Regions from separate parts of the Homo sapiens genome. Here region 2 is linked to region 1. The links are chromatin loops, found by intact Hi-C in ENCODE. Cell type or tissue: Panc1. All regions are shown on one strand. Each heading gives the region's core, and the rest is flanking DNA. Links, peaks and the distances in the headings are about the cores only. Region 1 overlaps LIN52 (lin-52 DREAM MuvB core complex component). Region 2 overlaps VSX2 (visual system homeobox 2).

What was found. A loop is a pair of places that touch in the nucleus more often than their neighbours do. Peaks named below come from ENCODE experiments on the same cell type or tissue, not always from the same donor. Only the 100,000 strongest peaks of a DNase experiment are listed, where the experiment ranks them.
Region 2: a loop joins it to region 1, with 12 times the contacts of the local background. A loop is called at or near these places in 103 of 110 quality-filtered maps.

Annotation. Positions count from the first base shown.
Region 1 is chr14:74,109,053-74,114,428 of GRCh38, forward strand. All of the region lies in intron 5 of LIN52 (lin-52 DREAM MuvB core complex component), which reads left to right. The region is part of intron 1 of LOC105370563 (a long non-coding RNA gene); the gene reads right to left. Among named protein-coding and RNA genes, the nearest start is that of LIN52, 27 kb to the left of the region's middle. In Panc1, for the core only: CTCF peaks have their summits at 2,737 (motif pointing right) and 2,937; a DNase peak (open chromatin) is centred at 2,699.
Region 2 is chr14:74,249,194-74,254,569 of GRCh38, forward strand. The region is part of intron 3 of VSX2 (visual system homeobox 2); the gene reads left to right. Among named protein-coding and RNA genes, the nearest start is that of VSX2, 12 kb to the left of the region's middle. RefSeq lists a silencer at 2,435-2,594. In Panc1, for the core only: CTCF peaks have their summits at 2,526 (motif pointing left) and 2,751; a DNase peak (open chromatin) is centred at 2,508; H3K4me3 peaks cover 403 bases; H3K27ac peaks cover 240 bases.

The DNA.
Region 1 (5,376 bases), core at 108-5,107:
TTTTAAGTTAATTTTTATATTTGGTGTGAGATAGGGATCTAAATTAATTCTTTCGCATGTGGATATCCAGTTTTCTTAGCATCGTTTGTTGAAAAGACTATCCTTTTTCTATTGAATTGTCTTGACATCCTTGTAAAAAATCAGTTGGCAGCCAGGCATGGTGGCTCACACCTGTAATCCCAGCACTTTGGGAGGCCAAGGTGGGAGAATTGCTTGAGCCCAGGAGTTTGAGACAAGCCTGGGCAACAAAGTGAGACTCCATCTCTACAAAAAGATTAAAAATTAGCCATACATGGTGATGTGCACCCATAGTCTCACCTACTCAGGAGGCTGAGCCTGGGAGGTTGAGGCTTCAGTGAACCATGATCACACCTCTGCACTCCAGCCTGGGCTATAGAGAGAGACCCTGCCTCAAAACAAAAAAAATTGGTTGGCCGTAAATGTGAAGGTTTATTTCTAGACTCTCATTCTATTCCATTGATGTAATCTCTATCCTTATGCCAGTAATTCACTTTCTTGCTTACTGTAGCTTTGTAGTAAATTTTGAAATTGGGATGTGTGAGCTTTCCAACATCAACAATGTTTTGCAATTTTCAAAGCACAAATATTATACTTCATTTGTTAAATTTTTTCCTAAGTACTTTATTCTTTTTGATGCTATTATAAATGGAATTGTTGTCTTAATTTCATTTTCAGTTTGCTCATTGCTACTACTGAGAAATAGAATTAATTTTTGTATATTGATCCTGTATTCTGCAACTTCGTTGAACTTATTTCTTTAGTTCTAATAATGTTTTAGTAGATTATTTATAATTTTCCATATACAGAATTGTCATTTGCAAAGAGAGACAGTTTTACTTCTTCATTTCCATTCTGACTGCCTTTAAATTAATTCTTTTTCCTAATTGTCCTGGCTAGAAATCCCAGTACAGTGTTGAATAGACGTGGCAGGAGTGGACATCCTTGACTTTTCCTGATCTTTGGGAGAAACCCACAGTGTTAGCTGTGGGCTTTTTGTAGATGTGCTTTAATGTAAATAAGGTAACACTGAATATATTACCTTCTAAAAAAGCTTTGAGGAATTTAGCTTACTTTGATATAAGTAGTTGCTTCTGCTGATTAATCATATAATTCTGTACGTTCATGTAGCAGTTTAATGGGACTGTTATTTGGCTAAATTTTATCACTGTTGTTTTTTAAAAGCAACATTTCACTGTAAAAAGATTGAGAGGGATGCCAAGCGGGGATGATTGCTTGAAGCCAAGTGTTTGTAACCAGCCTGGGCAACAAAACGAAGACTCCATTCTCTAAAAGAAAGACCCCATCTCTAAAAGAAAAAGATTAAGGCCAGTGTGGTGGCTCACGCTTGTAATCCTAGCACTTTGGGAGGCTGAGGTGGGCAGATAACCTGAGGTCAGGAGTTTGAGACCAGCCTGGCCAACATGGTAAAACCTTGTCTCTACAAAAATTAGCTGGGCATGGTGGCGCACGCCCATAGTCCCAGGTACTCAGGAGGCTGAGGCAGGAGAATCGCTTGAACCTGGGAGGCAGAGGTTGCAGTGAGCCGAGATTATGCCACTGCACTCCAGCCTGGGTGACAGAGCGAGACTCCATCTCAAAAAAAAAAGGAGGCCAGGCATGGTGCCTCACGCCTGCAATCCCAGCACTTTGGGATGCCAAGGCAGGCAGATCACGAGGTCAGGAGATCGAGACCATCCTGGCTAACACAGTGAAACCCCGTCTCTACTAAAAATACAAAAAAAGTTAGCCGGGCGTGGTGGTGGGCACCTGTAGTCCCAGCAACTTGGGAGGCTGAGGCAGGAGAATGGCATGAACCTGGGAGGTGGAGCTTGCAGTGAGCCGAGATCGCGCCACTGCACTCCAGCCTGGGTGACAGAGCGAGACTCCGTCTCAAAAAAAAAAAAAAGATTAAGATGTCTCCATTCAAAACTTAATACTTTATCCCATTAATCTACATTGATGAAGTTATCTATACAACTTTACTATTTGGTACTTTATTTGATGGTAGTAACTAAGAAAAACTGCTTTCAAGAAGCAGAAGTTTCCACAGCACTAGCCTGTGGTACTAGACTTCTCCACCCTCTGGGCATGTGATTTGCAAAAAAGTGATCATTTACATTTAGAAGTTGTTTCCCATCTAGATAAAATTCTAAACAGTTCTTTTGATTTGTAATTTTAATATATAAAGGAGGGAAGGGAGAGTATAACTGTGATTCTTACACCTTTTTGTTTTTTTGGAGACAGGGTCTCTGTTGCCCAGGCTAGAGTGCGGTGGTGCAGTCATAGCTCACTGCAGCCTTGACCTCCCAGGTTCAAGCAATCCTCCCAGCCCAGCCTCTCGAGTAGCTGGAACCACAGGACAGTGCCACCATGCCTGACTGATTTTTTTTTTTTTTTAATTTTTATTTTGTAGAGATGGGGTCTCCCTGTGTTGCCCAGGCTGGCCACATCCTCCTAGGCTCAAGCAATCCTCCCGCCTCAGCCTCCCAAAGCACTGGGATTATAGGTGTGAGCCACCATGCCCTGCCCCTGGTATTTATTTATTTATTTATTTATTTATTTATTTATTTATTTATTTTTGTGGGCTGACATCAGAATTATTTGTCTGGCTTCCCTTATTAGGCCAATTAAGTCCTACCTCTCATAGAACTAAATTAATAGTCCTTGACTGAGGAGAAAAATCATCTAGCCTTTAACCTCTAGATGGCAGCATGAGTCTTTCTGTACCACTAACAGAAAGACTACCCACATCTCTTGAACTGGATTTTTGATCTATGTAAAAACTTGTTGTGATTTTTTTTCTTTTTTTCTTTTTTTTTGTTTTGAGATGGAGTTTCGCTCTTGTCGCCCAGGCTGGAGTGCAATGGCGTGATCTCAGCTCACCGCAACCTCCGCCTCCGTGGTTCAAGCTATTCTCCTGCCTCAGCCTCCCGAGTAACTGGGATTACAGGCATACGCCACCACGCCAGGCTAATTTTGTATTTTTAGTAGAGATGGGGTTTCTCCATGTTGGTCAGGCTGGTCTTGAACTCCTGAACTCAGGTGATCCGCCCACCTCGGCCTCCCAAAGTTCTGGGATTACAGGCATGAGCCACAGCACCTGGCCCCTTCTTGTGATTTTTACCAGACTACTTGCCTAGCTTTGTTGATACCTTGTTGATTTTTATTTTTAGCTTTTTGTTTTTCTTTTTTATCTCTTCATCTTTTTTTACATATTTCCTTGTTTGTTTGTTTTTTTTTAAATTTTTTTTTGAGACAGGGTTTCCCTCTGTTGCCCAGGCTGGAGTGTAGCAGCACAATCTCGGCTCACTGCAACCTCTGCCTCCGGTTCAAGCGATTCTCCCACTTAGTAGAAAAAAATTCTAAAAATGTGGTTAATTCAATAGTTTTTATATCTGCATATAAGACCCTAAAAATGGGTTAAGTTCTCTTGTCTCAATACTTTCCCCTACCAGTGACTTATCTTGTATCCTTGGACTCTGTTGGTTTTCATGTGGTATCAGGCAATGCTCTATTACATTAAACAGGAATGTTAGCTAAAGTTGATGAAACTACATTGGACTAATTAGTCCTTCAAGAAAAATTTAATTGTTTTAAAATAAAGCTTTCAAATATTTAGCCATTTTGAATAACAAAAGAATGAAGTGTCCTGTTCAGCAACTGTTTGGGTGACTACTTCATACAAGGCTATGTAGGGGATAGGAAGATAATTACTGCCCTCTTGTAGATTAAAATCTAGTAGGAAAGGAAGATAAGACAACTAAGGTAAATGATTCTTAAAAAAATATAGAGGAGAAAAGCTCTATGAGAGTACAAAGAACTATATGGATGGGGGAGAAGAGGCAATTGCATTAGATTGCTACAGGAGTGGCAGATAAACTTCATTTTATTTAGTTAAGACCTGCCTAGGACCATTGAATTGAGAAAGATTTTGAGAGGGAGCCTAGATTCAGAGAAGGCAATTAGTGATGTCTGTTATAGACAAGGGAAATGAGTATGGTAATATTTGCAATTTCTGGAACATTGGAAATAAACCTGGCCAGGTGCGGTGGCTCACGCCTGTAATCCCAGCACTTTGGAAGGCTGAGTTGGGTGATCACCTGAGGCCAGGAGTTTGAGACCAGCCTGGCCAACATGGTGAAACCCCGCCTCTACTAAAAATACACAAATTAGCCAGGCGTGGTGGCGGGCGCCTGTAATCTCAGCTACCCGGGATGCTGAGGCAGGAGAATGACTTGAATCTGGGAGGCAGAGGTTGCGGTGAACTGAGATGATGCCACTGCATTCCAGCCTGGGCAACAGAGCAAGACTCTGTCTCAAAAAAAAGGAAGGAAGGAAAGAAAGAAAACCTTAAAGAACACAAAGATGGGTAGAAATGGAAAGGGAGCATATTCTAGGTAGAGTGAATGTTAAAGAGTTTGAAAGCAACAGCTCTGCTCAAGGAACGGTGCGAGTGGTTGAATCTAGACCCCAGGTTATGTTAGGTCTCATAATGACTAAGACTAGGAAGGAGATAGAGGGGCCAGACTGAGGAGGGCCTTGAACTCCAGGGGTCAAGGAGTTATTCTCAGTGGTAGTAGGGAGCATGTGAAATGTTCTTTAAAAAGTATCTTAATGCTGTCAAATTAACTGTGTGTGTTGTAGATGGTTTGGGGAGACCCTTTACTAAAAGAGATTTTACTACAATTTTTTTTATTGTAAAAATAAAGAAGAAAGTAAAAAAAAGAAAACCACCAACAAACCATAGCCTTACCACTGAGAGATAACCACTATTAACATTTCATGTGTTTCCTGGCCCCACTTTTAGTCCCTTTATGTGTCTATGTGTGTGTTTATATGTATACTTGCATCCATTCATGTACCATGTACACAGATAATGCTATTTTTCTTTCTTTTCTTTTTTTTTTCTTTTCTTTTCTTTTTTTGAGACAGGGTCTCCCTCTGTCACCCAGGCTGGAGTGCAATGGTGTGATCTTGGCTCACTGCAACCCCTACCTCCCGGGCTCAAGCAAGTCCCCCACCTCAGCTTCCCAAGTAGCTGGGACTACAGGTGTGAGCCACAGCGCCCGGCCAGAAATGCTTTTTTAATATAACTGAGATTAGTGTGTGTGTGTGTGTGTGTGTGTGTGTGTGTGTGTGTAGTTTTAACTTGTGCTTTAAAAAATTTTATTCTATCTTAAGCATTTTCCTGTGTCATTAAAAGTTCTACCACTGAAGATTTTTGAATAGGAAAGATACACACCTTTAGGAGGCATTGGTGCACAGGATAGAGTAGGATGGTAGAGAGAGGAGGCAGGAAGTTACAGTGGGAATCCAGGGTGAAGGATTGAGAGCTTGAATGGATGATGGCAGTGA
Region 2 (5,376 bases), core at 61-5,060, 140 kb after region 1:
AGTGTTGTTACTGGCATTTATTAAGTACTCACCATTGTCCCAGATATTAAGTGCTTTCCATACCTCGTTTCTTCTCTTTTTCTTCTTTTTTTTTAGAGACAGGGTCTCACTGTGTCACCCAGTCTGGAGTGCAGTGGTGTGATCTCGGCTCACCGAAGCCTCTGCCTCCCAGGCTTAAGCAATTCTCCTGCCTCAGCCTCTTGAGTAGCTGGGACTACAGGTGCCCACCACCATGCCTGGCTAATTTTTGTATTTTTAGAGAGACGAGTTTTTGCCACGTTGGCCAGGCTGGTCTCGAACTCCTGACCTCAAATGATGCACCCACCTCAGCCTCCCAAAGTGCTGGGATTACAGGTGTAAACCACCATGCCCGGCATGCTTCATTTCATTTAATCCGTAACAGACAAATTAGTTAGCTGTCATTCCTACACCCATTTTCTAGATGAAGAAACTGAGGGGCTGAGAGGTAAAGTAAGACTGGGATTCAAACCCAGTACTCAGCTACCGTGACATGAGATCCTATGAGATAGACATGAATGCCTCTCTATACAAACTGTAATAATGCAAAGAACAGTGATGACAAACCAGTCCCAGCAGAAAGGCATGATGATTTCCTCTGCCTTTGTGTTTGGAGAGTAAACACGTCCTCACTCCACATCGCTCTGGGCTGGAGGTGGAGGATTATGGTGCAGTGTTGGGGAAAGAAAAGCTTCTATGTCTCCACATCAGACTCAGGCACACCGTCTTCTTTGTGTCTTAAATAAATAAATAAATAAAACGCTGGTGCCTGTGATCCCAGCATTTTGGGAGCCTAAGGTCGGAGGGTCACTTGAGGCCAGGAGTTTGAGACCAGCCTGGGAAACATGGCAAAACCTCATCTCCACAAAAAATACAAGAATTAACAGGTGTGGTGACACATGCTGGTCCCAGCTACTTGGGAGGCTGAGGTGGGAGGATTACTTGAGTCCAGGAGGTCAAGGCTGCAGTGAGCTGTGATCGTGCTACTGCACCTCAGCCTGGGTGACACAGCAGAATCCTGTTTCAAAAAAAAAAAAATTTTTTTTTTTAAATGCTAGGATATGGCATTCTGGAAGTCCCTGCCAGCTATCAGCCCTGGGGAAGAGAAGGTGGGTTTCCAGACTGACTTAATTTCCTCTGAGGGGTCACTTGTTACTAGAATTGTGAGGGCAGGCTACATATATATTCATGTGTTTATTTTTTTTTCTAAGATGTGCTTGTTATAAAATGCAAACATTACAGAACTATGAATGTTCGAAGTAAACAGAGACTACATTTCACCCCTCTTAGAAGTCTCGTGTATGTTGAAGGCTGAGGTTTAGATTCTCTGCCGAGCACTGTGTGACTTTGCCTCTTCTAAAGTGGCCCCTGCCTAAGGGTAGGGAACAAAGTATTAGTGGGTCATATTCCAGAATTAAGAAGATGGGTGCTTGAGTAGGGAAGGGTTTGTACAGATCTCATCTCAGGATGGTTATTAGAATCACCAGGGCAGATTTTTTTTTTCTCGGCTCATTGCAACCTCCGCCTTCTGGGTTCAAGCAATTCTCCTGCCTCAGCCTCCAGAGTAGCTGGGACTACAGGTGCGCACCACCACGACTGGCTAATTTTTGTATTTTTAGTAGAGACAGGGTTTCACCGTGTTAGCCAGGATAGTCTCGATCTCTTGACCTCGTGATCTGCCCGCCTCGGCCTCCCAAAATGCTGAGATTACAGGCGTGAGCCACCGCGCCAAACCCCAGGGCAGATTTTTAAAATGCCCATGCGCTCCCCCGGCCAACACCCAGCAATTCCGATTTAATTGGTTTAAAATCAAACATCTTCGGCAGGTCACAGTGGCTCACGTCCGTAATCCCAGCACTTTGGGAGGCCGAGGCGGGTGGATCACTTGAGGTCAGGAGTTCGAGACCAGCCCGACCAACATGATGAAACCTCGTCTCTACTAAAAATACAAAATTACGCCGGGTACGGTGGCTCACACCTGTAATCCCAGCACTTTGGGAGGCCAAGGTGGGCAGATCACCTGAGTTCAGGAGTTCAAAACCAGCCTGGCGAATATGGTGAAACCCCGTCTCTACTAAAAATACAAAAATTAGCCGGGCATGATGGCGGATGCCTGTAATCCCAGCTACTCAGGAGGCTGAGGCGGAAGAATAGCTTGAACCCGGGAGGCGGAGGTTGCAGTGAGCCGAGATCGCGCCATTGCACTCCAGCCTGGGCAACAAGAGCGAAACTCTGTCTCAAAAAAGCAACAAAAACAACAACAAAAAATCAAACCTCTTCACGTTGGCATTTGTATGCTTTTAAATCTCTCTAGGTGATTCTGTGTGCAGTGAATGTAAACACACTGGGTTGGAGGCTCAGGAGAGGGTTGTTTCTGTTCTGAGTGGGTTAATATGAGTGGAAGAAAGTGGCGTTTTGGGTGGCAGGGGTTTGGGGTGAGGAAGGAAATGGAATGTCAGTGCTCAGGCAAGAGGCTGTCTGGAAATGTGGTCGGAGCTGCCCCCTAGTGGGTAACAGAGGCTGCAGCAAGACTCCACTTGTCTGAGCCTTAGGCTGGGCTGCACAGAGCGCGCTGCAATAAACCGCGGGCGAAGTGCTGAGTGGGTGCAGAGTGTGAAGCCCTTAAGTCACGCCAGCGATGAGCCCAAATTCATCAGCTTCCAGCCAGAGGGGAAGAAAGAGACTGGGGGAAAGTGATGGACGCTCACCTGATGGCATGTGGCAAGATGGCAGGGCAGGGCCTGAGGTAGCGAGGAGACCAGAATGTGCAAAGGGCATCTGTCATGCACAATGTCTCCTTCAGGAGGTATTTAGGAGGGCGATCCTGGAAGGACTGCAGAGGGTCTCCTGGGAGATGATTGAGGGATGGAACCCTGGGCATGTTTTCTGGTGGCGATGCCAGGGCGGGAGCTTGCAGGACAGCAGCTATGTGATGATGCAGAGACAAGAGGAGGTGTGAGGCATGGCCTCGGCTGTTCCTGCTGATTGCCCACGTCGAGAAAGAGCTGACAGGGTTTCCTGGCCTGCTAGCTGTGCCTTTGCATCCACTTGGCAAGAAGTCCTTCCCTGGGCCCAGTCTTTCCTTCGAGGCACAGGCACATTCTGTGCCTGCTGTGGAGGCACCTGCCAGACAACTGTGGACAGCCACAGTCTTTCCACACAACCTGGGCTTTCTTTTCTTTCTTTTTTTTTTTTTTGAGATGCAGTCTCCCTCTGTTGCCCAGGCTGGAGTGCAGGGGCACGATCTCGGCTCACTGCAACCTCTGCCTCCCGAGTTCAAGCGATTCTCCTGCCTCATCCTCCTGAGTAGCTGGGACTACAGGCTTGCACCACGACGCTCACCTAATTTTTGTATTTTTAGTAGAGACGGGGTTCCACCATGTTGGCCAGGGTGGTCTCGATATCTTGGCCTTGTGATCCACCCGACTCGGCCTCCAAAAGTGCTAGGATTACAGGCATGAGCCACTGCGCTTGGCCAACCTGGGCTTTCTGATTGCTGCTGGGGTATCACTGCTGATACCTCTGAGGAGAAATGTATCAAGAAACCCAGGCTTGTCCAGGGGTGGTGGCTCACACCTGTAATCCCAGCACTTTGGGAGGCCTCGGAGGGCGGATCACCTTGAGGTCAGGGGTTCGAGACCAGCCTGGCCAACATGGTGACACCCTGTCTCTACTAAAAATACAAAAATAAGCCGGGCATGGTGGCGGGTGCCTGTAATCCCAGCTACTCAGGAGGCTGAGGCAGGAGAATTGCTGGAACCTGGGAGGCAGAGGTTGCAGTGAGCCAGGATCGTGCCACTGCACCCCAGCCTGGGTGGCAGAGTGAGACTCCATCTCAAAAAAAAAAAAAAAAAAAGGAAAAGAGAAACCCAGGGTCATTCCCAAACTGGAAGGCCCTCCCAACTCACTTTGTCCTGGGACTCCAAATCTGGTGGCCCTGGGTGTCACTTTGGGCCCCTTTTCAGGCACCTGGCACCCTGACTGAAGTATAAGGCAGGGCTCTAGTCCTCGCTGGCACCTTGACGCAGGGTCTTCTGAAGAGCTTGGGACCAGACTCCCATGTGAGAGGAGCAGTCTCTTCTAGAAAGTGAGCGGTCAGGAAAGTGAGTGAGAGAGGGATCAAAGGAATATTGTGGGTTTGTCAGAACCAACAGTCCACCTAGAAAAAGGAGCCTAAATGCTGAGAAGACATATCAAAGGTGGGAGATAAAATGATAGGGTTTTACGTGAAAGGTATCCTAGAACATTTGCTAGAAAGCAAAGCTTGTTGCACATCTGTCCACAGAATTCATCAAGCATCAGGCCAGTGTGTTTCAGTTATCACTATGTGGCAGGCATTTCCCACACGCTGTTTAATTTCCACCAGAAACCTGCAGAGAGGTGGTGTCACAGGGCAGGTAAGGAATGGGAAGCTCAGAAAGGTTAAGAAATGCACTTGGCTGGGTGTGGTGGCTCACGCCTGTAATCCCAGCACTTTCGGAGGCCGAGGCTGGCTGATCACCTGAGGTTGGGAGCTCAAAACCAGCCTGGCCAACATGGTGAAACCCTGTCTCTACTAAAAATGCAAAATTAGCCAGGCATGGTGGCACAAGCCTGTAGTCCCAGCTACTCAGGAGGCTGAGGCAGGAGAATCGCTCGAATCTGGGAGGTAGAGGTTGCGGTGAGCTGAGATCGCGCCATTGCACTCCAGCCTGGGCAACAAGAGCGAAAATCCGTCAAAAAAAGAAAGTAAAGAAAAGAAAAGAAAAAGAAATGCACTCATAGCCACAAAGGCACCTAGAGGCAGAGCAGAAATCCCCAGTCTAGGGCTTCTAGCTGCTGCACCACAGTCCACTCACAGGGAGTATGGGCACTGTGTAGGTGTTCCCCTGTACTGGAGCCTTAAGGGCTTGGGATGTATTAGAAATGTGGGGAGAGGCCAGGCGTGGGGGCTCACGCCAGTAATTCCAGCAATTTGGGAGGCCAAGGCGGGCAGATCACCTGAGGTCAGGAGTTCAAGACCAGCCTGGCCAACATGGTGAAACCCTGACTCTACTAAAAATACAAAAAATTAGCTGGGCGTGCTGCCAGGTGCCTGTAATCCCAGCTACTTGGGAGGCTGAGGCAGGAGAATCACTTGAACCCAGGAGGTGGAGGTCGCAGTGAGCCAAGATCACGCCAGTGTACTCCAGCCTGGGCGACAGACAGAGCGAGACTCTGTCTCAAATTTAAAAAAAAAGAAAGAAAAAGAAAAGAAATGTGGGGAGAGTTTCAGGAACACCTGTTTAGCTCTCCAAATGCCTAAGGGGGAAGTAGAGGCTATCTGTATTGAATATACAGCCAAAGGCTGGATCTTTCTTCCCCTCCTCCTGGACTGTT